Regions from separate parts of the Homo sapiens genome. Here region 1 is linked to region 2. The links are chromatin loops, found by intact Hi-C in ENCODE. Cell type or tissue: mammary epithelial cell. All regions are shown on one strand. Each heading gives the region's core, and the rest is flanking DNA. Links, peaks and the distances in the headings are about the cores only.

What was found. Peaks named below come from ENCODE experiments on the same cell type or tissue, not always from the same donor. Only the 100,000 strongest peaks of a DNase experiment are listed, where the experiment ranks them.
Region 1: it touches region 2 in a loop (2.4-fold over the local background); 2 of 110 quality-filtered maps call a loop at or near these places.

The regions. Positions count from the first base shown.
Region 1 is chr9:19,736,211-19,752,747 of GRCh38, forward strand. All of the region lies in intron 2 of SLC24A2 (solute carrier family 24 member 2), which reads right to left. Among named protein-coding and RNA genes, the nearest start is that of SLC24A2, 45 kb to the right of the region's middle. In mammary epithelial cell, for the core only: no CTCF peak of the experiment used is centred there; no DNase peak of the experiment used is centred there; H3K27me3 peaks cover 120 bases.
Region 2 is chr9:19,684,215-19,700,751 of GRCh38, forward strand. All of the region lies in intron 2 of SLC24A2 (solute carrier family 24 member 2), which reads right to left. Among named protein-coding and RNA genes, the nearest start is that of SLC24A2, 97 kb to the right of the region's middle. RefSeq lists an enhancer at 14,586-15,272. In mammary epithelial cell, for the core only: no CTCF peak of the experiment used is centred there; a DNase peak (open chromatin) is centred at 6,107.

The DNA of each region.
Region 1 (16,537 bases), core at 4,243-12,242, 53 kb after region 2:
ATATAATAATAATACTTGATTAATCCAAAGAGTAGCAAAAAAAGGAGAGAAAAATAATATAGTCTCAGTAAGAGAAAACAGATGATGGATTTAAACCCCAAATATACCCAAAATTACATCAAATGCAAATTGATTAAATCTAATTAACTGATTATAAACAAAACAGTGCAATCAGTACCCAATCACCTGCAGCTTACAAGAGATACATTTTGAATATAAGAGCTTGAAAATGTTGCAAGGATAGAAAATTCTAGATAAACATTAACCAAAAGAAGTCTGGTTTAGCAATACTGAAATTAGACAAAGTAGACTTTAAAGCCATAAGAATTTCTAGAAATCAAGACCAGGCCAGGCATGATGCATCATGCCTGTAATGCCAGCACTTTGAGAGGCTGAAGTGGGGAGATCACTTGAGGCCAGGAGTTCAAGACTAGCCTGGGCAACATAGTGAGACCCTCGTCTCTAAAAATAAAAGTAAAAATAAAAATAAAACTAGCCAAGTGTGGTCGTGTGCACCTGTAATCTTAGCTACTCAGCAGGCTGAGGCAGGAGGATCCCTTGAGACCAGGAGTTTAAAATTATAGTAAGCTATGATCATGCCACTGTACTTCAGCCTGGGTGAAAGAGTAAGACCCTGTCTTAAAAGAAATAATCTTATACCATGCAAGAGTTAACCCATCATGATGATGTAATAATTCTCAATTTATAATGTCTAATAACATAGCTTCAAAAAAGACAAAGCAAAAATTAACTGAACTAAATGGGAAACAGACAAATCTGCAAATATAGTGGGAAATTTTAATACACTTCTGCCAGGAATTGATAGAGCAAGCAAAAGAAATCAGTATTGAACAAATAATATTTGAAGAACATGATGGACAAGGACATCTGCTACCTTTTCCTCTTTGCAGCACTGCACTAAGAACTTTGCCAGACACATCTAGGCCCATTTGCGGGGACAGGGGCATGAAGACAGATAGAGGTCCACATTCTACATATCTGAATGTGTTAATTTAATAAATTTAAGAAGCTAAGAAAACTGTCAAAATATATTTTCTTCTCCTTCCTTGACAAATATATCTTCATGGTAACAAAATAAAATTATGATTATTGTTTATATATGACTGAAAATTAGCAAAATGTCAAAGATTATTATATTTAATTATTATGAAACATGCATGGGTGTTCTGTTGATGGCCATGTGTGAATGATGGTGTCATAAAACAAAGGCATGAATAACCCACCACTATTACATATTTATTTTACAAAGTATTTCCCATGCCTTTATTTTAGCAAATTTATCTCGTTACAATAAGATATCCATATAATCGGTACACTACTAACAGTAATGATTTAAAAGGTTAAAAAATAAAATGCAATTGCATTCAAGGTGTATACATTTTGATATATTTTTATAAAAAATAAGAAACATCTAGAATATCAAAAAATTATTTTTTCAGGTTTAAAAATGCTGTTTTTCTAAAATATTCAACATTATACGTTAAAATTAAAGGCAAGATGCAAATAAATTACTGAGTTTCAAAATTTTAAATCAATATTAAGAAAATATGACATTTAAAATTTGGTTTTAAAAAATTTAATGAATTTTATTAAATATTTTTATAAAAATGAAACTTTTTCAGTTCTAACATGGAATGTCCTTCTATATGCCAATGAAAAGAATCACCATGAAGCTTCACAAATGTTAGGTCTGGAAGTAAATATATGAAAATTTAAGAATAACATAAATTGTTTCATACTGCAAAATATTGCTCAGATGGCATACACAATTACTCAAAAAATGTTGCTAATTTACGAATAACTTGCTGATCTTCAAAATTAAAAATCAGAATGCAAGATGAGTGAGGAAAAAAAGCTCAGACCTACTGGGAGTCAATACTATACTTCATTATGCAAGGAATCTATGTAGTCATGCTATCTAGGAGGATAAATTTGTCAAGTTAATTTGTCTTTTACCTTAGTGCTTCTGTCACTACAGTCTTCTTTCATGGAAAAGCAGTGTTTGTCCCCACTATCAACATAAGCACAACTTATAAACTTTCATGGCATCTGGATGTTGTTACATTTTGTTTCAAAACTGTAGGGCAAGAGATATGGAGAAATGTTTTTCTGGAGTGGGGGCTGGATGATGTTAGGGTAAAAGTGGACATTTAGGGTAACAGATCCCGAGAGAGAGAGAACGCATGCATTCTTTAATAAATGTATTGTGGTCAGTGGGTGGATTTGTGATATGTTGGTCTAAAAGTGGTATCAGTTTTAACCAAAACAATAAAGCAAAAAAGAAAAAGAAATGAAAGGATTAGAAAGGCAGAAATAAAGCTGTCATAATATTCAGAAAATATGGCTGTATATATAGAAAAGTATCATTATTATTTTCAAATAAACTATTTGAATTAATAACTAAATTCTATAGAATTTCATCATGTGAATATACTACAATTTATTTATTCATTCTACCATTGATGTACAATTAGGTTGTTTCCAACTCTTGGCTATTACAAACAAATTCTCAGTAAATCAATTATATTTCCATATACAAGCCAAAAACAGAAGATGAAAAAATTAAAAAATATTTTATTTAAAATAACATAAAAATCATATATCTAGCCAGGCGTGGTGGCTCATGCCTGTGATCCCAGCACTTTGGGAGGCTGAGGCGGGCAGATCAAGAGGTCAGGAGTTCCAGACCAGCCTGGCCAATATGGTGAAATCCCACCTCTACTAATAATACAAAAATTAGCCAGGCATGGTGGTGCGCACCGGTAGTCCCAGCTACTCATGAGGCTGAGGCAGAAGAATCACTTGAACCAAGAAGGTGGAGGTTGCAGTGAGCCGAGATCGTGCCACTGCACTCCATCCGGGGTGACAGAGTGAGACTCTGTTCCCTCCCCAAAAAATCATTTATCTAGGAATAAATCTAATCAAAAATGTGCATGACTGCTACAAAAAACTACATTATTTACAGAAAACAAAGAAGTCTAAATCAATGGAAATATACAAAATGCTTATGAACAGAGATTCTATATTGTAAATAAGTCATTTCTACTCATTAAATTATAGTTGAATGCAATTCTACTCAAAATTCTATCAGGTAATTTGAAAGTTGACAAGCTAATTTAAAATTTATTTGAAAATTTAAAAGGCCAAAAAGAATCAAGAAAGTTCTGAAGAAGAACAGAACTCAGTAATGTATACCATCAGATATCTCAATCTTTATTACAATTAAAATAAGATGGTATTAGCAGAAGGACATACAAACAGAGAAACCAGAAACAAACTCATACTTATACCATCACCTGATTTATGACAAAGGTGAAACTGCAGTGCAGTGAGGAAATAATAATCTTTTCAATAAATAGTAGATCACTTGGATATTGATATGCGGGAAGAAAAGAATTTCACCCCTATCTTACGTCATAAACAAAGGTCAATTGTAGGTGGATTATAAAGCTAAATGTAAAAGGTTAATAATTTTAAAAAAGCTTCTATAACACAGGTGAATATCTTTATGACATTGGGGTAGACAAAAATTTCTTAAACAAGACTAAATAAGCATTAACTATACAGAAAAAGTCTGATAAATTGGACTACGTTAAAACTAAGAACTTTATATTAACAAAGTCACCATTAAGAGAAAGAAAAGGCAAGTTAGACTGGGAGAAGATATCTGCAGTGTTTATGTCCAATATAATATCTATATCCAGAATATATAAAGAACTCCTACAAATCAATTACAGAATATATTCAAAGAGCCAATTAAGCATCAGAAAATGTGCTCATCAAGGGCAGGCAACTCAAAGTGACAATGGGGTACCATGACACGCTGACCAGACCGGTCAAAATGAAAAATACAGACAATGCCAAGTGATGGCAAGGATATAGAGCAATTAGAACTGGTGAAGGTAAAATAGTACAACCACTTTGAAAAATTCTTAGGCAGTATTTAATAAAGTTGAATATATACGTATCCTAAGACCCAGCAATTCCATTCATGGTATGTACCCAACAGAAATGCATACAAGTGTGTACCAAAAGACATGTATAACAATGTTCATAGTAGCATTATTTGTAATAGTCAAGAGCTGGAAATAAGCCAATTGTACATCAATGGTAGAATGGATGAATAAATTGTAGTGTATTCTTACAATGAAATACTATAGAGCAATAAAAATAAAACTATGGCTATATGCAACAACATGAATAAATCTTACCAACAACGTTAGATAAATGAAGTCAAACCCCAAAATGCACATATTCTATGAATCCACATATGCAAAGTTCACAATAGGTGACAGTGGCTACTCCTTTGGGAAGCAGTGAGGAAAGAACTAAGAGAGTACTACAGAGGGGGCTCTGGGTGTCTGTAATTTCTATTTCCCAATCCAGGTGGGGTTTACATGAACATGTTACTTTGTGAAAATTCATTGAGCTGTAACTAAACATCTGGAATTATTTATGAATGAAATTATATATAACTCAATGGGAAGCTGGGAGGATAGGGAGGAGGTATGGGGGCTAAAGAAAACATGGAGTGGCCAAATGCTTACAATTGTTATTGCTGGGTTACGGATACCTGGGTGTTTGTTTCACTATTCTTTCCATTTTGTGTATATTTGAAATTTTCCATTATAAAAAGGACCAAAAAAAAAAAAAGAGAGAGAGAAAACTATTCACAGAGACCCACAACAGCCTCATCATGGTTTTTACTGGCCTCTCTCACTGAACCATTGAATCACAGTTTTATTGGCTTTATCTGAAGGTAAACATACACTGTGGAAATGGAATGTCATTTGAGGGCAAGCATTAAGATGTTGCTATCCTCTGTATGTCCTTCCTGGCACCTAGAATGCTGTCTCACCCTTCCTGGGCACTTAAAGGTTTGGTTTCTGCTGCTGCCATCAGCTAATCTTGCCTGAAAAATTGTGTGCTATTGATTCCGCTCTTGCCTCTTGACTCCAAACCCACTCTTGTATTTTCAGGCTTTGTGACACTTGAGAGGATATTTTGCAAACCACGCTCCTGATTTGCCAGTTGGCTTTCCGGTTCTGCCAAAAAGGGGAGCTAGAGGGAAGTGGGAAGCCTGTAGGAAAAAGAAGGAAGAGGTTTGCTTCTTCCTTTTTACTTCCTGTGCACTTCCTGTTTCCTGATTTTTTGGGATTCGTCCCAGAGGTTGCATTGCCTTCTCTTCACAGCAGGTGAATTCAATGGCGCAGTTTTTCCAACACTCACATAACAGCCTCAACACTCTCTGCTCCAAGTACCAGCTGAGCAGCTCCCTCCTCAAGTTTCCATGTTTTAATAATTCTAGCCTTTTCTCTTTGACCCTCCAGGCCTAGGAGTGGCAGCTGCTTCCTGCAATTCTACCTCCCTGGGACCTGAAAGTTGTTTTACACTTTAGATAATTAACAACTTTCTACCTAGTTAACAATTCATGTTAAGCATGCTCTGTTGAAGATGTGAGTTCTGCCTCCAGAATGGGTCTTGACTGACACAACCTCCAAGAGTTATATACTCTGTCCTTGCTGCCTGTGTGATGACATACAATTTGTTGATTATTTTCTCTTATTGAGCATACATTTGTGTAAAAAATCAACAGCTTTTGCTTCTTATCCCCACCCCATGTAAGCAGAACAGCAATTTCAATTATTTGAAAATTCAGCTATCTCAATTTATATTTTAAAATATGACTATTGAAAATTAAATAATTGAGTTTTGCTTTAATAATAATGTAGTTAGTATAGTATGCAATGGGACAATTTTTGACAAAGTATATCTGAGCATAAGCCACACATCTCTCACAGGTTCACACTATTTCTTTTAAAGCTCTCCATTGTGAATGAAACTGATACAGCAATATTTGAAATTCAGAGGCCAAAAAGCCAAATTCTATCTCAGAAGCAATTGCCATAAAAGTGTTGATGTCATAAGCATATGAAAGCCACAAGGTAGCTGCTTAATTGAAAAGCAGATGAGAGGAAAGCTGCATTTTACATGAATAAATACTGCCACAAACAAAGAGCACCCTGTTAAGAATTTAGGCAAAATGTGCTGTGGAAAGATGGACAGGTATTATCCTAAGGAAATAATACAGTAAATGACAATGAATTCATCTGGATTAGACTATTTCATATTAGCAGTCTGTTCTCAGTTGCCCATCCTTTCAGAAGGTGTGAAGACCAGAAATAAGACCCTCAATAGTAGATACAGAAATTATCTTCTTAAACTGATAGATAATGCCCTAAGTTAGGAACTTCAGGAGAGAAAAGCCTATGTTTAAATTTTCCTGAGATCATGAGGTTCACATTCAATGAATCCCCCATACCTGTTCTTAAATTTTTTTTTAAGTATAGGAAGGTTGGAACCTTTCCTTAGTTTAAGTGTATAATAAGTGGCAAAAGAGGGATTAGACCCTGGTCTTCTGATTCAGGGCCTGGCCCTCCTTTCATGAAGGTTCTCTAGTTAGCATTAGAACATGCCTTCTTCAGGAACAAGGCCAACTAAAAAGCAACCTGTGAAAGAAATCAATGAACTATCCCCTACCTCCACATACATACACCTGTCCTCAGGAATGTCTCTCACAGGACATCTGGATCAACTGGACTCTAATGGGCCACAAACATACCTCTAATGTTGAGAAACTGTCACTACCTTTGGAATGGCTGAATGCTTCATGGAACCATCTTGTTTTGTTTGGAGGGAAACAATGGAGACTATTTACCAGCAGATAGAGATCCCAGAGGGAAATGGGAATTTCCAATTAAAAGTAGAGGATCCTTATGTTACTGTTTCGATGACGGGCTTAGGAAAATTTAAGTGTCTCTGATATTTCCCTAAGTCTGAAAAAACTGTTATTTTGAAAAATGGAGGAATTGTGTGCTTAACAACTATCTTACAAGACAACAGCTTGTAAAAATTAAAAAGTAAAAATTGGTTCCACTGTCTGCATCACATCAGCATTAGAAGACTGAGCTAAGAAAGTAGTTACGGCTGAGTTGGACAACTACAGCTGAGGTTATGTCATAGGGTTAGTCAGTTTATCACTTCTATTCATAGTGAACTTGATCATACACTGATGTGTAATCCACCTTATAAATTATAGAGAATTTTAATTAGCTGCTTTTTAAGGAAACAGTATTTGAAATACAGCTAGCACCAATTTTCTGCAATTCTTAAAGCAAAGATAATTTACCGTACTATAAGCTTAAATTTGAAGAATGAATGTTCTTTCAGTGGCATTTCTGAAACTTTGCTATTGACCTAGGTTAGGGGACAGAATGGGTGTGCTGTCGGGGCTGGGCAGAGGAGTGTAGCCCAGAGCAGTTACTGCGCAGTACAATTTATTTGAAGCTGGTGTTATATTCAAAAAGAGAGAAAGATTTTGCATTCTATAATATGTTCTTGTTCACATAACATAAAATATTCTGAATTACTTGCTAAGTAAATTATTTAACTGCTGCCCTCCTTTAAAATATCTACCAATAAAATTAAGCTCAGGTCCTAGGGTTCTGTTTATCCTGAGGCACACTACTGCCTCTCCCAATTCAAAAAGCATGGACATTTAGACGCAATTCTTGGCACTATAGATACTCTACAGAAGGATGGATCAACAGTATAAATGGACGGGTACCTGGTTTTGGTGGGGGTGCAGGTAAGGAGGATACTTTCTCACTTTATTAGCCCATGTATAAACTGTGGGGTTATGTTTATTTGATTGCTTAGTGGCTTAAAATGAAAAATAGCTTTGTGCCCTTAAGAGACCAAAACCCAGTCCTGATCATCACCGCAACCACTCACGCTGCACAACATTGTTAGAGGGGACCCCCCACAGTATACCTCACCTCATATGGGCTGGCAGAGCTGCTCTGTGATGTTACAATACATCAATGACACCAAACTTTCTCTTATTTTCCCTAGGACCTATGCCCTCCTCTCTTAGGTTCAGAAGAGGGTCTTGTCCATATTACTGAGAGGATAAAGATCATCATCTTTAATTCAAAATACTGCTTCCTTGACTTCTATGTTTTCTATTTTCTCCCTCACCATATCTAGGGATGGATGTTCCCATTTCTTCTTCAAGCCACCTCTCGCACTGTGTGCTTGATCCCATCTCCTTCTTCCTCTTTCTGGTCCTTGCTCATGTTATGATCACAACACTCCAGCATCTTCAGTTCTTCTCTATCCTCACACTGGGAGTTTGTATGTTTACCTTGTTAGATTTTATGGTTGCAGACTCCTATGCTCGTAGAGGACTGGTGAGTCATCAAAGAAGGGAAGGACCAGACAGGGGTTGTTTAACCCAAAGCATATGCCCCAAGGAAAGGGGACAGCCGCTACTTGGCTCCAACTGATGTTGTCACATGGAAAGGAAGACCCCAAGTTGTATGATTTTCCAAAAGTAGATGGGAATCTGGATTTACATATGAAATCTGGTAAGTTTTAAATGTTGACTACAATTTAAAAAATTGAACACTGTGGCTTGTTTCACTGTGGATGAAACAAATACTTCATTAGCCCCAACTATAAGTTTCACCTATCCATCTAAACATTCATTTTACTCTGCTTCCCATTCAAATACCTTGTTACTTCACTCATAAACTTCCCAAACATCTAAGCCTGTAACTATTGGCTTCTTTTCCACATCCACGGTTCTCTCCTTATCCAACTTCAATATGTTTCCCACTCTTCTGAAAGTGTATTCTTGAAGGTCACTAGGAAGTTTCTAACTAGTTGATATGGTCTGGACATTTGTCATCCAAATCTCCTGTTGAAATGTGACCTAGCATGTTGGAGGGGATCCTAGTGGGAGGTGCTGGATCACAGGGACAGATCTCTTATGAATGGCTTAGTGCCATCCCTTTGGTATTGAGTGAGTTCTTGCACTGAGTTCATGTGAGATCTGGTCATTTAAGATTGTGGCACCTGCTCCACCCCTCTTGCTCTGATGCACCTGCTCCCTTAGCCTTCTGCCATGGTTGAAAGATTCCTGAGGCCCTTCCCAGAAGCAGATGACTGTGCCATACTTCTTGTACAGCTTGCAGAACCATGAGCCAATTAAACCTCTTTTCTTTGTAAATTACCCAGCCTCGGGTATTCCTTCATGCAATGCAAATAGACTAACACACCACTGAATACTCTGGAATACTTGTGTGTATGTACATATCTCCATACATCCTTAAAACAATAGTTTCAAGGAGTGATTCCAAGAGAAGTAATATCAGCATTGTCTGGGGGACCTGCTAGAACTGCAGAATTTCATGCCTCTTCCAAGACCTAATAAATCAGAAACTCTGGGGGTAGATTCAGCAATCTATGCGTTGATAAGCATCCAAGGCGATTGTGATGGCTGCAAGTTTCAGAACCACTGCCTTAAAATATACCTACCTGTGAGTGTACCTGTTGCCAGAGAGCAATTAATCTATCCCTCTGAATTTTGCCCCACAGCTTCAATTCCTTTTCTACATGCTGGGAAAGACCTGCATTGATATAACACTTTTTATTAAATGTTTTTTCATATTTTATTACCTAACTCCTATAAATAAGAACTTTACACAATAGGCAAAGCAAGTCAAAAAAGTTTATTATGCCCATCTAACCATCATATGTAAATGTAAAAGCAGCAATAAGAGATTAAGTGACTTTCTTAAAATCATAGTTAGGAAAGTGTCAGAGTTAATATCAATCTAGTTTCCTGACATATCATAGCCCTTTCTTTCTGTGTTTTAGAAATACTATTTTTTTCTACTTGTAAGAGTCTAATACATTAGTTGAAGAAATGCTGGAAAATACAGAAAAGACTACAGAAGAAAGTAAAAAATCATCCAGAATTCTACCACTGACATCATGCATTTCCCTCCTCCAATCTGTTTTTTTTTCTCTCTTTTTTTTTTTAAATGCACAAGTGCATGTGAGTGCAGATGCAATCCTCTTTCAATTACAGGACACAACACTGTCAGGAGGTAAGCGGCTCTCTTGTTCTCAGTGCCTACGACAACTTTCCGATGGGACCATAAATAAGAAATTTAAATAATTATTTTATTTATCTTTTGTTCATCAGAGCTCTACGTAACTCCAAAAGCAGATGCAAAATCTAAGTGAAATGAAATCAGCATTGCTGACTTTTATTATAGCCATGACATACAGGAAAAATTGCTAATCCCTTATGAAAATATTCAATATCTCTATGCTCTTAGGGGTGCCTGAGGCAACTCCTAGTGCAGATAGCATGTGGAGTCTCATGGTGACTAACTGTAATTGAATTCAATAAAAAACTCCATTATCATAATAGTCTAGGGTGTCAATAAAATTGATACTTCTATAATAGGAAAAATATAAAATATACCCAAGGGCATACAATGGGAAGCTTTTAATTATTATTATTGATCCAGAGAATTATTTTTCCCTGATTCTGGCATTACTCTGAAATCCAGTATTTCTGTCCTCACTTGTTTATCTCCCTTTAAAAAGCTAAGGTCAAAAAGTCTAAAGAAAATTCATGGGCAGGCCAAACTAAGTGCTATTTCTGACAAATAACATTTATTTGGTGCTTATTTTTAGTCACACTTATCTTGTTGATTTATGAGACAGCTAGCAAGAACCTTTGCAAAAGTGTTTTGAGTTCCTTTTGGGGGTTCTTATAGGAGTCCCTAACCTGCTAGATCTGTATTTCAGAATGTAATTCCAACAATGAAATCAACAATTTTATTTCAGAGCAATACAAAGGAAAAAAGCCAACTAACAAGAACAATCCCAGTTGTTGAGTGTCTACTGTGGGCCAGTACTATGCTGGTACTCTCCAAATCATTAGAGTATAACCTCTTTTTAAAATTACAAAATATTTTAAACACTCAAAATGGCATACAGAATGATATAATAACCAACAATCAATCTACTACCTGATTTATTCAAATTTTAATATTTTTAATATTCACACTTACTTGAAAGAAGTAAAATACTCCAGATACATGTCAAGCCCTCTGTGTTCCCTCTTCATTCCACTTCTCTCTCTCCCTTTCCTCACCATCCTGAGTTTGATATCTATCATTCCCATGTACTTTTTATGCCTATACTTTCTCTCTCTCCCATTATATACATATACAGGTATGTGTACGTGTTTAAAACATTTCTATAATAGGTTTCATAAAATACACACACAATTTGCTTGTTTTTGCTGTGTTACATTATGCAAGTCCTTATACATATACTTAATCTCTTTAGGCCTCAATCTCTTCATCTGTAAAAGAGGGATAATAATCCTACATAGAAGAGGACTAACTAATACTGATAAAGTGCTCAGCACAGTGGCTAGCATGTAATCAGCATTTAATAGAAGTTAGTCATATACATATTATTATCTGACATATCACTTTGCCTTTCAAGAGATTAGCCAAAGGAAATTCTTCTTGTCTTACCTGGAAATTAACTTTTACTATGAGTGTCTTCTCTAACTCATATATTTCTACCTGCTCCATGTGACACAGGACAGATCAAATGCAAATGTGTCACCATAGACTGCTTGAACACACTTGTGATGGCACAGACATGTACATACACACACCACACACACGAAGGCTAACCATGTGACAGGAAGTGACTGGAGCTGCTCTGGGTCAATCCATTTCACCCACACATATCAGTGAGGTGTTTTGATTATTTTCATTTTATATATGAGGAAACTGAGGCACAAAGAGGTTAATAAACTGCCAGAGATCACAAAGTTAGCAAATACTATCATGGCAAGATGCTCTATGCAAGCAGTCCTGCTCCTGAGTGTGTGCTAAGGGCTGACACTCAGTTGCCTCTTGACTCTTAGCCTATACAGATTTTCCTATTTGCTGGTTCTGCAAAATTCGTAAGTTCACTAAAGAGATATGCAATAGTGAATATCATGTGTGTTCCCAGGTTATTTATTGAATTATTTACCAAAAGCAAATATCCAAAGCCATTTGTTCTGGGCAGGGGCTCACACTCAGCTCAGCTGAAGCAGATATAAAGATACTATGCAGGAGAGCAGATCTGTGATTTCAGTTGCCTGAGTACTCCTATTAATACAAGAAAAAATTCCCATTGCACTCATGCAAGCCAGCAGGCACATTTTCCTCTTTACCATGAGACTTGTTTCTTTATACTCAACAAGATGACAAAACATTAATCCCTTCCCTCTGAAAAGTATAACACAAGAAGTTTTAGACTGGCCTCCATTGATGTAGTGGGGTAAGTGGTGGAAGAAATTGTTGAGTCACCATTGTGAGCACGTTTAATGAAAGATCTGTGAGTCACAGCTGGGCAGTAAGATTGTGCAGAATGAATGCCTGCACAATCTTAGGTGGGTTAATGTTAAAATTATGATCGTTGTGGTTTAACCTGATAATAAATTTCCAGCAATATTGGTCAGTCCCTTCATCTAGGCAGCCTAGGCCCAGATGTTTTTATTGTCCCTTTTTTGATTTTTTTGTTTGTTTGTTTGTTTGTTGGTTGGTTGGTTTTAACAACACAGCTAAAGACATCCTCCTGGCTTCCTGATAGCACTGGCCTCACCAGAAGTGATAAAGCATTCCTAGAAACGGAAGGAAGGATGAATCACAAAGTACAGTTCAGCCACAGAGGAGGGTGATAAGCAACCCTTCTTTGTTTCAAATGGAGACAGCTCAGGAGGAAGTTGGTTTGTGTTAAATTAGAAACAACAAGAGCCTCCTCCTATCTGGAACAGGTTGCTGTACCAGATTGTGTAAGTTCCTTCTCTCTAGAGACCTTGAAGTACAGGATAAGACACATTTGATCAGCACAACCAGCTTCCAGAGTTATTTCCAGATGCCATCATAAGCCCCTGAGGTTCTCATGAATCAGCAAAATTGCTTTGGGCATTCTAGATACCGACCCAAGTTACCTCTCTTTTTTGCTCTCAGCTCAGGTTGCTTAGGTGAGAAAGGTTAAAATAGACAACAAAAAGATACACAATCCATATCTCTTGAATCCTCAGCAAAACACAGGCATTCAATTCTTTTAAAATGAGATAAAAGAACAGCATACATTTCATTTATTTTGGCTTGTCTTCCTGTTAGAATACTATTAAACCAACCAGAATCTTTTTTGACCATATTTTTATATTTGGTTGGATGTCCATTTTTTAAAAAGGTATTTGTGTGTATGTTCAAAGGATAAAACAAAGACCACCAGAGATTAAAAAGAAAACAAGACAAAACTGAGTTTATTGCCTGTGGGATAAGGGAGAACCAGAGCTCAGCCACATCATCCAAGAAATGAGTTTAGCTGGTCTCTTCCTGTGCTAAAGACAAAAGGGACTGCTTATTTCTTACTAGAAGAGATTCTAGGCATTATAAGAAATGTTCAACGTAGATTAAATTTAGGGGTAGCCATATTTAGCAAATAAAAATTCAAGATGCTCAGCTAAATTTGCATTGCAGATAAACAATGAATCATTTTTAGTATGTCCCAAATATTGCATGGGATAAACTTACGCTAAAAAATGACTCCTTGTATAATGAAAAACGAAACTTACCTAGCATCTCATATTTTATCTGGCAACTCGAATTAGTGGGACTCAGTGGGGTTTGGGGTCATGCAGCAGCAGCTAGTCCATATGCTCACAACTGGGACTTGCTAACATTTTTCTTTAACAGTGTAAAGTAAATGTCACACTGCAGTGCATTCTGCTAAAGGGACCATAAACCAAATTCTCCCACCTGGGATCACCCGTTGTGATCAAGTCCAGAGGAATATACCAAGTTGGAGAGCAAAGCACATGCCTGCTAGACCCTCCAGGAACTCAAGCCAAGGTCAGAGGAACTGCAGTTGCCCATGCTTCCCAGACCAGGAGAATCAGTTGCTGGACACTGCCGGAGTACATTAGTGTCAGAAGGTGGTTCAAAGAAGTCTTTGAAGACAACTTCAGTTTTTAGCTTGTAAAGCTGACTGGAAGATAATGTTTTAACTGAGGTCCAGAATACAGGAAGATTCACTGGGAATACCAGAAAGGCCCAGGGGCCACTGCAATCTCTTTCTGTCCTCCCCAGTTGCCTAATGAACACTTCTATTTAAGCATCCTCTGCTTGGATATCCTACAGTTCTTAAACTCAACATGCTCAACACTCAATTCACCCTCTTCCTCTCCAAACCCATTTGTCCTCCCATAATTCCCAACTCAACTACAGATAGCATGCGAAGACTCTAACAGCCCCAGGCTAGAAGTCTCCAAGTCATCTCCAAATGCCACTGCCCCCTCATACTGCAACTAATCAAATGCCAATTCCTTTTGATACTATGTCTCCTTTAGTTCAAGTCATCATTGTCTCTGATCTCAACAACAGCAAAAGGGTCTGAACTGAGCTCTGCCCCCGTCCAGCCATTTTCCCTTTTGGTGTACTCTTTTCATCGATATCTTTATAAAATGCAATTTTGAGAATGTTTCTCTATTTCTAAAGTACCTCAGCAGCTTTTCATGCCTAGAGGATAAAATCCAAATGCCTTCGGGGAGACACAAAGGTCCTTCAAGGTCTGGCTTTGGTCTGTTTCCAGCTTCTCGACCATCACTTTCCCCCAACAACAGATGGTGCCAAGCTACCGGCCAGGTGTCTGCCATCTGATGCTCTTCCACATCAAGATGACTTTGCACAGACAGTTCCTGTACCTGGAATGTCCTCTGCCTACTCTGCTTTTGTCTGGCAAACTCACTGAAGACCCTGCTCTAGTGTTAGACCGGCTTCTGGTAAGCCGGCTTCCTTCTCGACTGAAGATTTAGCTGCACCCCTAGTTTGTATACCCACAGCATTCTGTGCCTGCCTTCACTATGGGGCTTACTGTTTTATGCTGACTGTGTTCGGTAACATGTTTGTCTTCCTCGTAGGATTATGAACCTGGGGGAGGGAATATGCCTTATTTGCTTTGAACCCCTATGACTTCACTTAGCGCTGACGGTAATAATTATAGCAGTAAAAGTTATTGTAGCCAACACTATGTGCTGGACATTTTTCTGGGGGCTCTTTATCCATCTTAACTTGTTAATCCTCACAACAACCCTAGGAGGCCAGAGCTACTATCATGTCCATATGACAGAGAAAGAAAGCAAGGCAGAGATGTGAAAGGCGGCCAAAGTACTATATAGTTAGTAAACCGGTGGTTTCCAAATCACCTACAAAGTAGAAGCACCTGAGAATATTTTTTCAAAATTTAAAAGTCTTGAGTGGGTTCCAGCCCACTGGAGAACCACTGAAGCTGAATTTTTGGTGGGCTGGGACCTGGAGGATCCTATTAAACTTTCCCAGGTGATTTTACTGTGCAGCCAGCCTTGAGAACCACTGATCTCAAGTTCCTAAGAAACTTCAGCCAATGCTGGGGAGAAAGGAGAGAAACCAAATCATTTTTTGGGGAAAAAAGGGATGCAGACATGGGGAGTAGAGAGTTCCATAGCTCTGCAGCCATGGCCCCAAGTGTCCCACCAAGCATGAGACTTGTAGGTGAGCAGAGTACCAGGCTCACCTGATATGCCAATCTGCCCTTCCTGAACATTACGGATAGGACCATGGCTCTTTCTTTAGCAAATATGTGTCTGGAGGATCAGACGTAGGAAGGGTGGTGGAGCTGGCTCCTTTCTAACTTGGCAGTGCACTTTACCAAGAGATAGAAGAAGACTTGGCTGAATTAGGCATTTCTGAGCACAGGCATTATAATTCTGCCTAATCTTCAAAGACAGAATGAACTTGTCCTGCTCCTTTCTATGTACCAGCTGCTTCTCTGCAAAGAAATCATTCATTCCTTCCCTCAAATTAGAATGTACAATGTGGTAGCCACTTTCCACGTAGTCAAAAGGTTGTCAAATGGCAGAATTAGACCTGAAAATGTTCATTTGATGAGTGCTTGCGACACGTTTGCTTATGTGTCATCAGCGCTAGATGCTTTCCAGGGAAGAAATAAGAACGGAAACTAGAGAGAAGAGGTGCAGAAAGAATGAGGACTTGATCCAGGATGGAGCTAGGTAGAACAGGGATTTTTCTTGGTAGATAGAAATATACAGTAACTCACCCTAGGAAAGGGTGAGTTACTGCAGATCTCATCAGCAGTGGTCAAACATGGGGCAACAATGTGGGCTTATGAGGTGATGGACAGATCAATTCCGACTCGAACACCAAGGGGTTATGGCAGAATCTGAATGAGAAAAAATGAAGATTCCCTATGACTGGAGAAAAGAGGCTGTGTCTTCAAGGGTTAAGTCTGTCAAAGCGATCATCATGGCAGATAAGGATGCCATTTAACACAGACCATGCAGTCACGCAATCCTGGGGAGCTGGACCCTGGCCCAGCCCCTTGGGAGCGCCATCACACTTGGAAAACTCCTTAAACTCACCGAGCCTCAGTTTCCTCCTATATAAATAGACTTAATAAAAAACCTAACTCATATGGTTGTGGGGAGGAAGAAATAAAGAGTCTGCATTAACAATAACAGCTAACACTGAGAGAAAGAGAGAGAGAGAGGGAGAATGAATCTATGTGTACTCAATTCATT
Region 2 (16,537 bases), core at 2,758-10,757:
ACAGACAGTCCTCCTTGGACGATGTGGTTTGTTCTAAAAGAGGCAAGAATCCCTTCCCCCATTGGAAATCAGGCTGCTGCACTGAAGGACATCCTCTTTCCTCTTCAAGGAAGTTCTTCTTCTAGAACTAGGGTAACATCCTTAAAGCAAACTTCCATTCAGGACTCTTGATGATGCTCTTTTTGATCAACATGATCAAAACTAGTTTCCGTGATGATCAAAGAGAGATGGAGTGCTTTTCCTGAAGCATTCAGGACATGTGGCTGGGGAGAGCAGTACCTTAAAGACCCACACTACAAGTGAGCATAACAGCACCAAATAACTAAGGAAGGGGAAACCCCAGTCTATCTGACAGGCAAAGGTGACCCTTGAACATTTTAAGGGTTTCAGGGTAGTGAGTTTCATCTAGACTTGTTGATATCTGGAATTTGGGTCTTTCATTACGAAAGACAAATTGTGAAGAAAGTAGGTATATAAGAAACCTGGAAAACGCAACCCAGATGACAAGATGGCAGCATTGCAGAGGTGAGTTCATATCTGGTTCTTGGTTGGGTTAACAAATTCACTATGTTTTGAGGAGAAGGATGCCTACTCTTACCACTCCTGTTCAACATGGTACTAATATTCCTAGCCAGAGCAAGCAGGCAAGAGAAAGAAATAAAAGGCATCCAAATAGGAAGACAGGAACTCAAACTATCTTTGTTTGCAGATGATATAATTCTACACCTGGAAAACAACACCCTCTCTCCAAAAGTTCCTATATCTGATAAATAACTCCAGCAAAGTTTCAGGATAAAAATTAATGTACAAAAATCACTAGCATTTCTGTATAAGTACTGCATGCTAACTGACTGCGCCACTGGAGCATGCTAAAAATCACCAGCATTTCTAAACACCAACAATGTCTAAGCTGAGAGCCAAATCAACAACACAATCCCATTCATAATAGCCACAAAGAGAAGAAAATACCTAGGAACACAGCTAACCAGAGAGGTGAAAGATCTCTACAATGAGAATTACAAAACATTGCTCAAAGAAATCATAGATGACACAAACAAATGGAAAAACATTCCATGCTCATTGATTGGAAGAATCAATATTGTTGAAATGGCCATACTGCCCAAAGCAATTTACAGATTTAATGCTATTCTTATCAAATTACCAATGACATTCTTCACAGAATTAGAAAAAGCTATCTTAAAAATTATATGGAACCAAAAAGGAGCTCAAATAGCCAAGGCAATCCTAAGTAAAAAGAACAAAGCTGGAGGCATCATGTTATCTAACTTCAAACTATACTACAAGGCTACAGTAACCAACACAGAATGGTACTGATACAAAAACACATAGATCTATGGACACATAGACCTATGGAACACAATAGAGAACCCAGAAATAAAGCCACCCCCAAACCATCTGATATTCAACAAAGTCAACAAAAAACAAGCAATGGGGGAAAAGACTCCCTATTCAAAAAATGGTGCTTGGATAACTGGTTAGCCATATGCAGAAGACTGAAACTGGGTCCCTTCCTTACTCCATACACAAAAATCAACTAAAGATGAATTAAAGACAAATGTAAAACCAAAAACTATAAAAACTCTGGAAGATAATCTAGGAAATACTGTCTGGACATTGGACTTGGCAAACATTTCATGATGAAGATGCCAAAAACAAATGCAACAAAAACAAAAATGGACAAATTGGACCTAATTAAACTAAAGAGTTTCTGCACAGCAAAACACACTATCAACAGAGTAAACAGACAACCTACATAATGGGAAAAATATTCACAAACTAAGCATTCAACAAAGGTATAATATCCAGAATCTATAAGGAACTTAAATTAACAAGCAAAAAACAACCCTATTAAAAAGTGGGCAAAGGACATGAACAGACACTTTTCAAAAGAAGACATACACATGGCCAAGAAGCATATGAAAAAATGCTCAACATCATTAATCATTAGAGAAATGCAAATCAAAACCACAGTGGGATACCATCTCAAGCCAGTCATAATGGCTATTATAAAAAGTAAAAAATAACATGCTGGTGAGGTTGCAGAGTGAAGGGAATGCTTAGACACTGTTGGTGGAAATGTTAATTAGTTCAGCCACTGTGGAAAGCAGTGAAGTGATTTTTCAAAGAACTTAAAACAGAAGTAACATTTGACCCAGCAATTCCAATACTGGCTATATACCTAAAGTAATATAAATCATTCTACCATAAAGACACATGTACATTGATATGGTTTGCCTATGTCCCCACCCAAATCTCATCTTGAGTTGTAGTTTCCATAATCTCCACGTCTTGCGGGAGGGAGCCCATGGGAGGTAATTTAATCATGGGGCGGTTACCTTCATGCTGTTCTCATGATAGTGAGTTCTCACAAGATCTAATGGTTTTATAAGGGGCTTTCTTCCCTTTGCTCAGCACTTCTCCTTCCTGCCGTCATGTGAAGAAGGACATGTTTGCTTCCTCTTCCACCATGATTATAAGTTTTCCAAGGCCTCCCCAGCCATGCTGAACTGTGAGTCAATTAAACCTCCTTTCTTTATAAATTACCCAGCCTTGGGTATGTCTTTATTGGCAGCATGAGCATGAACTAATACACATGTGTATGTTCATTGCAACACTATTCACAACAGCAAAGACATGGAATAAACCTAAATGCCCTTCAACAGTAGGCTGGCTAAAGAAAATGTGATACATGTACACCATGGAATACCATGCAGCCATAAAAAAGAATGAGATAATGTCCTTTGCAGCAACATAGATGGAGCTGGAGACCATAATCCTATGTGAACACGGGAACAGAAAACCAAATACCACATGTTCTCACTTATAAGTTCAAGCTAAACATTGAGTACACATAGACACAAAGAAGGGAACAATAAACACCAGGGCCTACTTAAGGGTGGAGAATGAGAGGAGGGTGAGGATCAAAAAGCTACCTATTGGGTACTATGCTTATTACCTGGGTGACAACATAATCTGTACACCAAACCCATGACACACAATTTATGTATCTAACAAATCTGCACATGTTCCCCGAACCTAAAATAAAAATCAAAAAACAAAACGGAACAAGTTCACTGTGTTTGGGGTATGTAATGTATAAAATGGCATGTTACTCACCCCTTGTGTACATAGTCCTCAAGTTACTTAAAGTTTATGAGCCATTATGAAACTCTGTAGGAATTCGTGTGATAGACTCGAAGGTGAAATCAATTAGGGAGCAAACAGACAAATTCCTTTGTCCATTTGGGTGGTCCCACATATCAGGCCATAGCTATGACGGAAAATGTTTCCTGACTTCCTCACACCGTTCACATTCCTCATTCTGAAACATTGTACCAATGTGTTCCACGCCGTGTTTCTCAACTTCTTCTTGAGCTTCCAACTTTGGGATCATAGGACCACTTTCCTGTTTGGGGTTTTACCTTTACACTTGACTTTGGTACTTACTTGCTCTCTGGCTTTGACCTTTGCATTCCTCCTTGAGTCCAAATCAGATTCCTACCAGTTACTACTTTCAGCTGTCTTGATTAGCACCCCAAGTCATTAGGATTGGATTTGAACCCTATAATTTGGGTGACAAATGCTCCAGTCAGGTGCTGTGACCCCTCAGGATCCAGGCAATGACAAAGGTGCTTGCGTTACTTAAATGTTAATTCAGACAAGGCAGTTCAGTGGGGAGTCATCCCTTTGCCCCATGTGTGTCTTCTAGTGTTTATGCATAAACACTCTGTACTTTCCAGTAATTTATCTCTCTTCTTTTACCATTTCATTAAACTGCCAGGCAATATTTTTGTATGCTTTCGAAAAGCTCTGTGAAGGCTCCTCTCAGTGATGGGTGAAATGATTTCTAAAAATAACCTGCAAATCAATTTGTTCAGCTTGTAGCTTGTATAAATCTTGAAGTAAGGTGCTATTAAATGTGCAAAATAAAATATTTTAGTTTAGAATATGTTACTAATACCCTGCGAAAAGAGCCCTGGATTTAGAAAACAGGACTTGATAATCCTGGCTTTATGGATTACTGATTGTGTGGCTTTAGGCACATCATATAACTTCTCCAGAGCCTCAGTTTCTTTGATTGCAAAATGAGAGAATAACATCTCCCTCATTGTATTGTGGCAAAGTACAATGAGAAAACATGAAAATGGTGCCGATAGAAAGCTGGGTATCATTTGGTAGACTTACTACACATTTGTTAATCTTTGTTTGAACACAAAACCTAAAAGTGATTCCAAGTAGTCACTGGGGTATACGGAAAAGCTGTAGGAAAGTTTACTTTTTTAAAAGAGTTGCATAGAAGAAAAACAAATAAACAAACAAAGAAAAAGAAAAAAGCTGCATTTCAGTTAAGTTGATTAGAAAGAAAATTTCCTTAGAATGAGTTTTGTTTTTATCTTCATTTTAAGGACGCAAAGCAGAATGTGTTGCTGGTGAATAGCTTTCATTTAGGAAATGCACTAGGAGTGCATTTGCAGAAATTTTTGAATATTATTTTACTGATATAAGTTTCTTATGTGGCCCCAACATACATGTCTTTCCCTAAGCCAGAGGAATGCCTCTTATTTTGCATGTCCCTGCATGTCATGCTCAGAGATACCAGAATTTAAATTCTTTTAGTCTGTTACTTGAATAAATACAGTCTCATAGTGTTAAGCTCAAATTGTTATTGAGTACACAATATATATTACCTCAGTCCAAATTTTACCCAAACATGAAACTTTAGATTCTATGAAACAGATTAATATACATTTATCAAAACTCTAAATTTATAATGAAAGTCCCTTTGCTGAGAGAAAAACCAGCATATTAAGCATTGCTTTAATCCCCAGCTATTTTCCTAGTTGTTTTACTTTTATTATTTCATCACATTTTCAATATGACAAATATCATCATTGCCATTTTACAGATAAGGTAACTGAGGCTGAGTGAAGTGAATTAAGTGGCCTAAGTTGTAAATGGTACAGCTTTCTTGGCTCCTTAGCCAGTGCGCTTCTCCACGGAGAAGTGTAGTGGTTACACCAGGACTCCCGAAGAAGGAAAAAAAGAGCAAATAAATCAGCCATTTATTCTACAATTCTGCTGTTTTGAGCTTTTCTCAAAAGGCCATATTCTTAGTTAACTCAATTTAGTCTCAATAAGATTGATACAGCTCCTATGATTTGATATTCTGACTAGTAAGGGGAGCTGCTGAAAGCATTTTGGATATTAAGGAATTATTGGGCACTTCTTTCAACATGTCTGACTAATGCTCAGAATATTCATTTTCCTACAGAGTACGGGAGTGTGATAGATGACGTCATGTTTATTACAGTTTGCAGGGAATAAATGCCACAGGCCCATTGACATGCTGGGGAAAGGGCTTGTCAGTGTGGCACATCTAATATAATCTTCATCATAAACAATGGCCTCCACTTCTGGCCATGTCCAATGTGTAAGGCCCTCACCTGGATCTGATATTTTCTCCTGCCCAGCACCTACCTCTCCTCTTTTTAAAATAGCATCTCAAGTGTCTTAGAGGCTCTCTCTGTTTGGGTTAATTTTAAGTGATACATAAAATTGACTGGGCCAAGGGATGCCCAGATAGCTGGTTAAACATTACTTCTGCGTGTGTCTGTAAGGGTGTTTCTGCAAGAGATTAGCAATGAGTTGGCAGGCTGAGTAAAGCAGATAGCCCTCTCCAATGTGGGTATGCATCATCCAAACTACTGAGTGCCTGAACAGAATAAAAAGGCAGAGGACAGAGCTGGAACCTTGATCTTTTACTGCCCTCAGTGCTCCAATTCTTAGGCTTTTCGAATTTCCAGACAGACACCAGCTTTTCTGGCTCTACAGCTTGTAGATGCCAGATCATGTGATTTCTCAGACTCCATAATTGTGTGAGCAATAACCTAATATCTTATAGTAAATCTCTCTCTCTCTGTAGCTTTATACATGTAGCTTTATACAAACACACACACACGCGCATGCATACACACACACACTTCTCCTATTGGTTCTATTTCTCTGGAGAGCTCTGACTAATACACCCTTTCTCCTACTGTGGGTCCGTTTGATTTAGTAGGGGATGGATCCCACCCTCGGCTTCACGAGGATGCATGACTCAGGCTCATTCAGTAAGTAGGCCCCACCTCTGGGCTGTAGGGCTTGCAGGGACTGGTAAGAAGCTGGATACTTGACTCAAACTGGTGAAATGCTGAGACTGTTGGAGGAAGCACTGGAAACAGGGGTTGTCTTTCCTCTGGGGATGGTAAGCTGATGAGATGTAAGCTAAGATCTACTGGTGGCTTTCTTGTTTACTGTACAAGGAACCTGCCTGAGAATAGAACTAACTGACAGAAAAGCAAAGTTGAATGCAGAAGACACACAGAAAGAGGTAAAGGCCAAATGGTACTGCCTGAGGCCTCCTTAGATCTAGCCATTCTGTAGCTACTGGACAATTCAGTTTCATAAACTACTGTGGCTTTTCTCTTTTTTCCTTTTTGCATAAATGAACACAAGTGATTCTGTAGGCTTTTATATATTCAGTCTGGTTCCAAATCCTTTTCCCCTATAATTCACTAGATTACACCTGATGCTGAATAATGAATGTGCACAGTACACAGTGGATTTCGATAGAATGGAAAAGTGGATCAGCTGGAGTAGTACAGCCACCACTAAGGGAGGCGTATTGTGTGTGTGCGTGTGAGAGAGAGAGAGAGAGACAGAGAGAGAGACAGAGAGAGAATGTGTATTGGCAAAAGAAAAAGACAGTGTCACATTCAAACAACAGGTTCATATGATAATTAGTTAAATAATGAAAACCTTTGAAGCTGCCCAAGATAATTTCAGGCCCCAGACGTCCAGCACAAGGTGTTCCACTCAATTTTAGTCCACTGGCAACACTGAAACATCCTCCTTTGAAGGTGTGAACAAGAAAGGATGAGAAGAGCCCTCACAAATATAGGATGCACCTGCATGTAAGGGAAACTTTGGAAGGGTCTTTAACTACCTCAACCAAAAAAGGAAGTTCAATAGACAAAGGCCTCCAAGGATTGAACAATGCACAGTGTAGCCACATGCCAGCCCCCTGAGACTCACACTAGTGGGGCTCCCACAGGACAGGGCCAGGCTGTGAAATCTCCCATGGGCAGAAAAGAGATGTGAAGAGAAGAGGCTATCAGAAAATGAAGAAAAGGACCATAGGGAATCAATCTTTGGAAAAGCAGGGCTCAAGGTGACTGAAGACCACAGTGATGGTTGTGTTCATTTGCCCTCAGTCATCCATGCACTACCATCATGGTTTTGCCATAGCTGGGTTCTATCTCTGCGATTATTAACCTAGTACTTTAAGAGTAGTTTAAAGGACTCACTTTTCTTTCACTTCCTCGTTGCTTCTAAGCAATAACTTTTGAGAAATGGGTTTATTTCTCTGGTTAAAAGTACAGAACCAGTTATATACTTTCCTAGTATATGTTAAAATAAGCATATAATCATTAAAAATGTTTGTGGTACCACCTAAAATCTTTTCAAATGTCACAGTACTGGATTCCACTCATTGGGCAACACTAGTATATAGGACAAGGACTGGAGTTCAAGTCAAGAACAAGGATGAGGATAAAAGTTGCTTCCCTTGAGATGCTGATATTGTCCAGGGATATCAGTTTCATCACTGCTTTCCTGAAAGCTCTACCCCTCCCCTCTGCTCAGGGCACTCCAATGCCTTTATACTACAAGGGAAGATTGTTTGCAAGCAAACACTGGAATTATAAAAATGAGTAAAATGGTCAAATGTGGAGCTTTTAACAAGAGGTAAGTATATTATTGTTACCTCCTGTCTTCAGAAAGGGCTAAAGAATGACCAAGGAGTTCACTGCATTAACCTATCTGTAAAAGCAGTAGATACCAAATGTCATACTTATGTCATAGATGAATGGCAATTATGTATGCATAACTAAAAGTATAATTTAAAAAATTCTCTCAAGGCTTATCAGGAAACCACATTAAGCAGAACAAGTCATGTATCTTTAAAAGCCATGAACTATGTTGTCAAGTCACAAAACAGTTGCCACTTGAACTCTGGGAACAGACTTTCAAAGACAGATTTCTACAGGTTTTTTTCCACTAGAATTTTACAGACACTAATAATGACCTCACTAGATTTTCTTTTGATTCATGCTAGAAAAAATAGACTGTAATTTAGATATTGTTTGAAGATGGACTGTAATACCATACGACAAAATTGAAGCCACCTTATTAGTTTTTTTTGGTCTTTAAATTTCATGTTTAGCTTCACTGTGGATAAAATATGCCAGCAGTAAAACATGAAACACGGCCTTCTCTTTGAATTGCAAAGAAAAGATGCTTTATTTATTTTGTGACTTCAGGTGGAGTAATGGTTTCTCATCCTTCCAATAATCACTCTTTATTCACTCAGCCTGCTTTATTTTTCTTCCTAGCACTTGTCACTATGCATCACATTCTTATTTGCTGTGTTTATTGTCTCCTTCCTCCACCAAATGTAAGCTCTTTGAGGGCAGGGACTTTATATTAGTCATGTAGTCTCCCAGCACCTAGCAAAATGCTCAGTACATAGGAAGTGCTCGATAAAAATTTGTTAGATGAATGAATGTTGATTAATGACCAAACGTTTACAATTAGCAAATTGTCTCATTTTTCAAGCTTTACTCATCAGCTTCAGATCCAAAAAATACATACTTGTTAGCCATTTGACCTTAGGCAAGTCACTTAACCACATAACTTCTAACAGGTTGTGTTTCTGTCCATAAAATGGGGACATTATTGACTGATAGGGCATTTGTGAGCATAAAATGAGGTAACATCCATGAAAGTGTTGGTTTGTCTATCTTTTATTTATTTACTTATTTATTTTTATTATTATTATTCTTTAAGTTCCAGGGTACATGTGCACAATGTGCAGGTTTGTTACATATGTATACATGTGCCATGTTGGTGTGCATATACCCAAAGGATTATAAATCATGCTGCTATAAAGACACACGCACATGTATGTTTATTGTGGCACTATTCACAATAGCAAAGACTTGGAACCAACCCAAATATCCATCAATGGTTTGTCTATCTGTGTAACCAGGTCTCTGATCATTCATTTGTCTATATATGAATGCAGCCTGTTGGCAAAGGATTTGGTCCATGGTAGGTGCACCATGACTGTTTACTAGTTTATTAATTTTTAATTTTAATTTTGCTACAGGAAGTAATGATTTCCTTTTCAGTTGTTGATGGCCCTGTCTAAAACCAAGGACAAGAAATCACTAGATGAAAGCATTGCCTTTATATACCTAAACTCTTACTCTTTATATATCTTCAATATAAAGAGATTTAAAAACGGTGTTTTTTCCAATCAAGTACATTTAGAGGACAAAAATAAGAAAAGGACATCGACAAGACTGATAAGCACTAAAGTCATCTTCCCTGTCCCTCCTAAAAGGTCAGTTTCATTTTGTTTTTAAGATGCTTCTCATGTACAGAAGACAGTGTTGGGAAAAGATGAGTTTGATTTTTATAAAGGTGATTTCCGAGGCACTCTTTATTTATTTATTTATTTTTTAAAAATAACTTCTTCCCTTTCTTCTTTCCTTTCTTTTTCTTTCTTTTTACCTGTCTTTGTTCATTAACTAGAATTAAATTAAGTTTTTGGTTATTTCCCACAAGCAAGATAAATATCTAAAAAACAGATAGGTTGGGGGAGGAAAAATGGTCAATAGAAACTTTCTTAGAAGATGAAAATGTATGTTAAATCCTCTTCAAATTATAATTTTCAAATTCTCACTGCTAAGACAAAATTAATTAGTTCAACTAAAACAGAGTTGCCAATTAAAACATGGTTAACTAGGATTCTCTAAAAAAAAAAATCCCAAATCTTACACTGTTCATTCTAAATAAACATGCTTTTAAAGATTAGGAAAATAATTACCTATTTGCACAGGAAAATAATAAATGATGAAATCTCAACAGATAGGGTAAAGATATCATAATATTATCTTAGCAATTGGCTCAATCACTTCCCACTCAGTTTAAACGCTTTAATAAAAGGTATTTTATACAAGGAAAGTCCTAAATCAAGGTTATTACAGATTACATTTATGTAAGTATTTGTTCTCTCACTAATGGAAGATTTCCTCTCTAATATTTTTTCTAAATAATTTGTTAACCGGAGAAGAGGAAAACAAAATATTTTTTTCTAAAATTCTATCGAGGACTTATAATTTATTTTACTTTTATTCTCTGATAAAGAAAAGGCTACAGGGAAACTAGCAGGCGAAAGACTTTCTAAATGTAAATGCTGCCCAAAGAAAAAAAGAACTGTGATTAGATTATTAGGTATAATATGCATCAAGGGTTAAAATTCATATACGGAGAAATGCATGTCAATTGCACATATTTTAAAATTCACTTTAGGAATTTATCATAAAGAGTTCAGATATGCACAAAGATAAACTTCATGGCAATATTAGTTACAGAGGTAAAAGAATACAAATCCTTGTTTCCCACAGCATTCAGGCAAGTGAGACTACCCTATGGAGACAGGAGGCTGAGCATCTGCAGAATTTAAACTAGGAGGCTTGGACTCAGAGATACCAAACACAGCCAAGGGCAAGCATGGCATACAGAGTGAAAATGGAGGAACTGTGCAAATTGCTGTACTAGGCCCCTCATCAAGTTGATTTCCCTGTTTTTTTCTTTTTCCTCCGGCAAAGATGGGAGCTGGGGAGAAGCAAATGACCCCAGAGAGAAGGCCGTTGGGGATTTAAATTTGGGGCAAATAAAAAGGCCGGCCAGCCATATATTTATCCTAGAGCAGCAGTTCTAACTGGAATGGGGCGGGGGTGGGCTTCCCCAGGGGTTAGAGACATTTTTGATTTCCATAACTGGAGGGGCATGGTGCTACTGGCATCTAGTGGGTAGAGGCTAGGGAAGCTGCTAAACATCCTATAATGCAAAGAACAACAAAACAGCCCTCACAACAATGAATTATCCAGCCCCAAATGTCAGTAGTGCCACTGTAAAGAAACCCTGTAATAGAGTGAAGCCCACAGTTCACACCTGTCCCATGCCTCCATTACTCACACAGGACTTCCAAAGGCTCTTTTGGGCTTTGGAATATGATTGGCTTGCCTTTTACCAGACACTTGAGGAAAGCCCTCACAATGAAAGTCAAGACAAAAACCCACAAACATCAACCAAACAACTGAATAAGAAAAAAAGTATTGGAGAAAACAGAAATCATTAAAAATCTTAAGAAGAAAAACTGTAATTGATACAACCCAATCTGAAATATAATTTGGCAATATCTAGCAAACTTGAAGCTAAACCCACGTGAAACCCAGCAATTCTGCTTGTAGGGATTTGTCTCAGAGAAATTCTTGTACATGTCACTAGGAGAGATGCACAGATTATTCATAGCAGCATTGCTTGTTAGTAGCAAAAAAAAAAAAAAAAAAAAAAAACCTAGAAAAAATCTAATCATTCACCAAATGAGAATGGATAGATTAATTATAGACTATTCATATAATTTGAATGCCAAAATCACTTAAAATGAATGACTTAGAGCTAAGTATCTCAATACAGATACACTTCATAAATATAATATTGACTTAAGGAAAGCAAATTACAGGGGACCACATTCATTAAGATACTATACAAAGTTAACAAGCTTTGAATAAATACATGCAACAACTTTACTATATCTACTTTAAGGCAGGGGTCCCCAGTCCCTGGGCTGTGGACCAGTACCAGTCTGTGGCCTGTTAAGAACCAGGCTGCACAGCAGGAGGTGGGCAAAGGGTGAGTGAGCATTACTGCCTGAGCTTTGTCTCCTGTCAGATCAGTGGTGGCATTAGATTCTCACAGGAGCAGGAACCCTATTGTGAACTGTGCATGTGAGGGATCTAGGTTGTGTATTCCTTATGAGAATCTAATGCCTGATGATCTGAGGTGGAACAGTTTCATCGCAAAACCATCCTCACCACACCCCTAAGCCCCAACCTCGGTCTGTGGAAAAACTGTCTTCCACGAAACTGGTCCCTGGTGCCAAAAAGGTTGGGACCATTGCTTTAAGGATTCATACTCGTCTACCAAATCTATAAGGCAATACATTTTAGCTATCCTCCAGACTCAACATGGGAAAAACAGGGAAATCAACTTGATGAGGGGCCTAGTACAGCCATTTGCACAGCTCCTCCATTTTCACTCTGTACGCCATGCTTGTCCTTGGCTGTGTTTGGTATCCCTGAGTCTGGGAGGTTGGCAGGAAGGAAAGTAACTGGGATGTGTATTCAGAGAACTTTGAGTATGTGATGTTTTATTTCTTAAGCTGCATTTTGGGTCTACTGGTGTTTGCTATATTATTCTATATCTTTTGTATGTTTTAAGTTACATTAAATAAAACCTATTTTTAATATCATCCGAAAGATAAAAGAAAATATTGCATCCAGGAAAAAGCAATGTCTCATTCATGAAGCAGGAATTTAACTCCACAAACATAGCACTTCTAAGAAAATCTAATGTGTAGTAAAGCTATTACATGTTTTAAAATATAAAATTAAAATGTATGGGCTTTCTTTAAAACATTTGTAATTTAATTTCAAATATATAATTTAAATTTAACCGTAATGGCATCATTTTAGAATTGAGTTTTTCTTTTCTAATAACCAGGTATATAAGGTAACTTTGTCATGTACCTGGTTTGAAAATGTTATAATAGATCCCAATACATCATATGCCATGTCGAGCTATTTTCTTTTAAGTGTTCTTAATACTAAGCATTGGGGTAAATTTTTAATTGCTAAAAAGTGTAACTGATTATATTTGAAATATTTAGCAGTTATGATCCACAATAACAATTCTAGGAAATTAAAAAAATAACATGTTAGTCAATGTTTTAATTAATATATTAAGAACCTACACAAGTGATTGCATCAATGGCTATTGAAATTGAAATAATGACTTCTGAAATTATTTTAAAAATATCTTTTTCTAAGAACATATGGACACATGGTGGGGAACAACACACACTGGGGCCTGCCGGGGGTGCAGCGGGAGGGAGAGCATCAGGAAGAATAGCTAGTGGATGCTGGACTTAATATTCAGGTGATGGGTTGATCTGTGCAGCAAATCACCATGGCACATGCTTACCTACGAAACAAACCTGCACATTCGGCATATGTACCCCAGAATTTAAAATAAAAGTTGAAGAGAAAAAAATCTTTTCCTTGGCACTATTTTGTTCTAACCAGAGAACTAATTTAGGAATTGAGAAAAGCATAAAAAGTATCTGTTCTTTTTAATTGCATAAATAAGTGATACAAAAAAAGTTCTGAGTGAGTTCTATAAGTAAATATTTTAATTTCCTTACACTGGCTTAGCTAAAATTATCATTTTGTCATTTTAGAAATATTGTATTATTATACCAAGTAGTGAAACATTTAAAAATATACATTTAGCAGGTTAAAATAATCATGTTCATCTTTTAAAGAAAAAGATCCTCAAAGAAGACACAATTCATACTTTCCATTTTTCATTGACATCATTAAGTACTCATTTAAATTAGTTTCGGAAACTGAAATAACTTTACATTTTTTTGATATGGTGGCAAAGTTCACCTGAAAAAACAATTTCTAATTTAATCATTCCTTCATACATGGTATGTTCCCTCTAAAAGTGACAACTCTATACTTCTAATATATGTAAATATATATTAAGACCATGGCCAATAACAAAACAAAACAAAAATGAACAAAAATGTTTTAATATGGAAACATTTTTATGAAATTAAATTTCCCTGGCTAGTTATTGAAATTTATCTTATTTAAATGATTTAAGTTTATTCTAGCAAGTGCTTCTAAGGTGGAGATGCTAATACAGGTTGAGCATCCCTAATCTGAAAACCCAAAATCTGAAATGCTCCAAAATCCAAAACGTTTTGAGCACGGACATGATGCCATAGATGAAAAATTCCACACCTGACCTCATGTGACAGTTCTCAGTCAAATTGCAGCCAAAACTTTGTTTTATACAAAAAATTAACAAAAATATTGTATAAAATCACCTTCAGACTATGTGTATATGAAACATAAATAAACTTGATGTTGAGACTTGGGGTCTAATCCCCAAGACCTATCATTATATATGTATATGTAGATATTTCAAAGTCCAAACAAAAAAATCTGCAATCCAAAACACTTCTGGTTCCAAGCATTTTGGATAAGGGACCGTCAATCTGTATAGCTGTGTCTACAAAAATAAAATGGTAACCAAGAAGAACTCTAAAATTAGATTTGTAAAATCTCCTTCAGCTCTAATATTTCATTTACTCATCCCTTCATCTTTAATGACTTCAGTCATTCATTTGTTCGCTCCTTTTAGAGACTTCCTATGTGCCATGCAGTGTGCACTCTGGGGATATAAAGAGAAACAAAAGAAATTTGCTTTAGCTATAGTACATCAGTATGAAAGGTGGGAAGGGATCACAAATCCAAATATCAAATACACACAGAGTTCACTCTCTGTATTGCAGAAGGAAAGGAATCCTGCCTAGGTGACATGGACCCACCCATAGAGACCTTTTGTATGGGAATTGTACCACTGCTCTAGCACTTTGCTCACAAAGTATGGCATATCACACTTCCATTCATTTATAGTGGAAGACATGGAGGCACAGAGAGGTGAGAGAACTTGTCGAAAGTCACAGAGCAAGTTAGAAGGCCAAAATCAGAATATATGGTCTATTGTAATATTTTCAACAAATGTATTGAAAACTTGGCAAGTGTCTGGCTTAGAACCAGGAATGGGGACTACAAAGATGAATAAGATGGAATTCCTGCCTAGAGGTGCTTATGTTCTGGTGCTGGCAGTTCCCAGACTCGGGGGTTCTGGCAATTACTGTAACAGCTGATTATCTTGGTACCTACTGCTGGGTCTCTGAGTACTGTGTTAGCATATAAACAAACGTGGAACTGCATGGGGACAAGAACGGCTGGCAAAGTAAACATGGGAAAACATATTCAGTGTGGCTGTAATCTGTAAAATGCAAATTCAAAGAAGAATTTGTTTCTACCTATCCATCTTGCAAAAGTCTTAAAAACACTCAAAATGGAGAAATTGCCCCTCTCATCCACTGCTGTTGGAAATAAAAATTTTGTGTTTAGATACCAAAGTTGCAGCATTATGTACAGGCTTATAACCAGGAACAATTATGTTCAACAGTAAGTGAATAATGTTTCACTAAATTACGGTTACATTCATGCAATATTATGATACATGAGGCAGTTTCTTAAGATTACTTAATGACCTGGGAAAATATTCATCATCCAATGTTAATTAGAAAACCAGCATATTAAACTATATATGACATGCATTTTCTAAAAATACTTTTCTAAAAATACAGTATGGATGCATATCTGTATCATAAACACTGGAAAGAAATGTATCAAATTAATACTTGTGATTATTTCTGGGGGGTGGTATTACAGATGATTTTTATTTTTCTCCTTTGTATGTTTTCCAAATTTTCTGCAAGGAGATTCCATTATTTAATAATTTAGAAAAAATAAAAGTAAGTCTTAAATTTTTTTTTCTGACTAGATGATTCTCTGAAATAAACTAACTGCTCCTGACTGGTTTCAGGACACCAATGACTCAGCCCCTTCTGGTTAGGACACACGGGTGCACTAGAGAGGTCCTGAGACCTGAGCTCCATGACCCAGATTTGTTTTGCTGCTTACTGGCTGTGTCTTTCTGGGCAAAAGAGTCCCGAGCCTCTGTAATTGTATTTGTAAAATGTGGCAATTGACGTCTGCCTCACAGATGAAGTTTAAAGACAGTATAAGAAAAATGCTTTGAAAAGTACTATATAAATGCAAGCTATGTCTCACCTGAGACATAGATAAGACAGAGAACACACTCAAATCCCAAATGACCAACTTCTTGGTTTTATGACATCACTTAAATGACAGAACCTCTTTGAGCCTTAGCCTCACAATTTGTCAAGTAGAGATATTACTGGCTTCTTCAGAAGGTGGATGTGAACTAAACACCTTTTGCAGGACTCAGTAAATGTTAGCTTTCTTCCTTTCTTAGGCTCTGTCTTTCCCCACTCCACTCTTACTCTGAAACAAGGATTTAAAAAAATGCTCTGGCATCAGCACTTTCTATTCTAATTTTAAAGCATATTATTTACTTTGTTTTTTTGATATGTTAAAAATGTATGGATTCTTTTTCCTTTCTCCACCCTTTTACGATGTGGACAAACAGCAAACACAAAGTAAGCAGAACTTGGGAAAATCAATGTGAGGACTGTGGACAAATTTTATGGGGTCATTTGAGCCTGAAGTTTTCCACAGAAAGCTCTGAAACTCTAAGCACTTTCCTTTAGGGCAGGCAGAGTAGGAAGGGTAAGAACGTCCTTGCTTTGGTAGGCTGAAATTATTTCAGCAATTAGATCTCCCTAGATTCTGGATTTATCTAAATATACCTGTGACATTCTGTAAATGTGCAG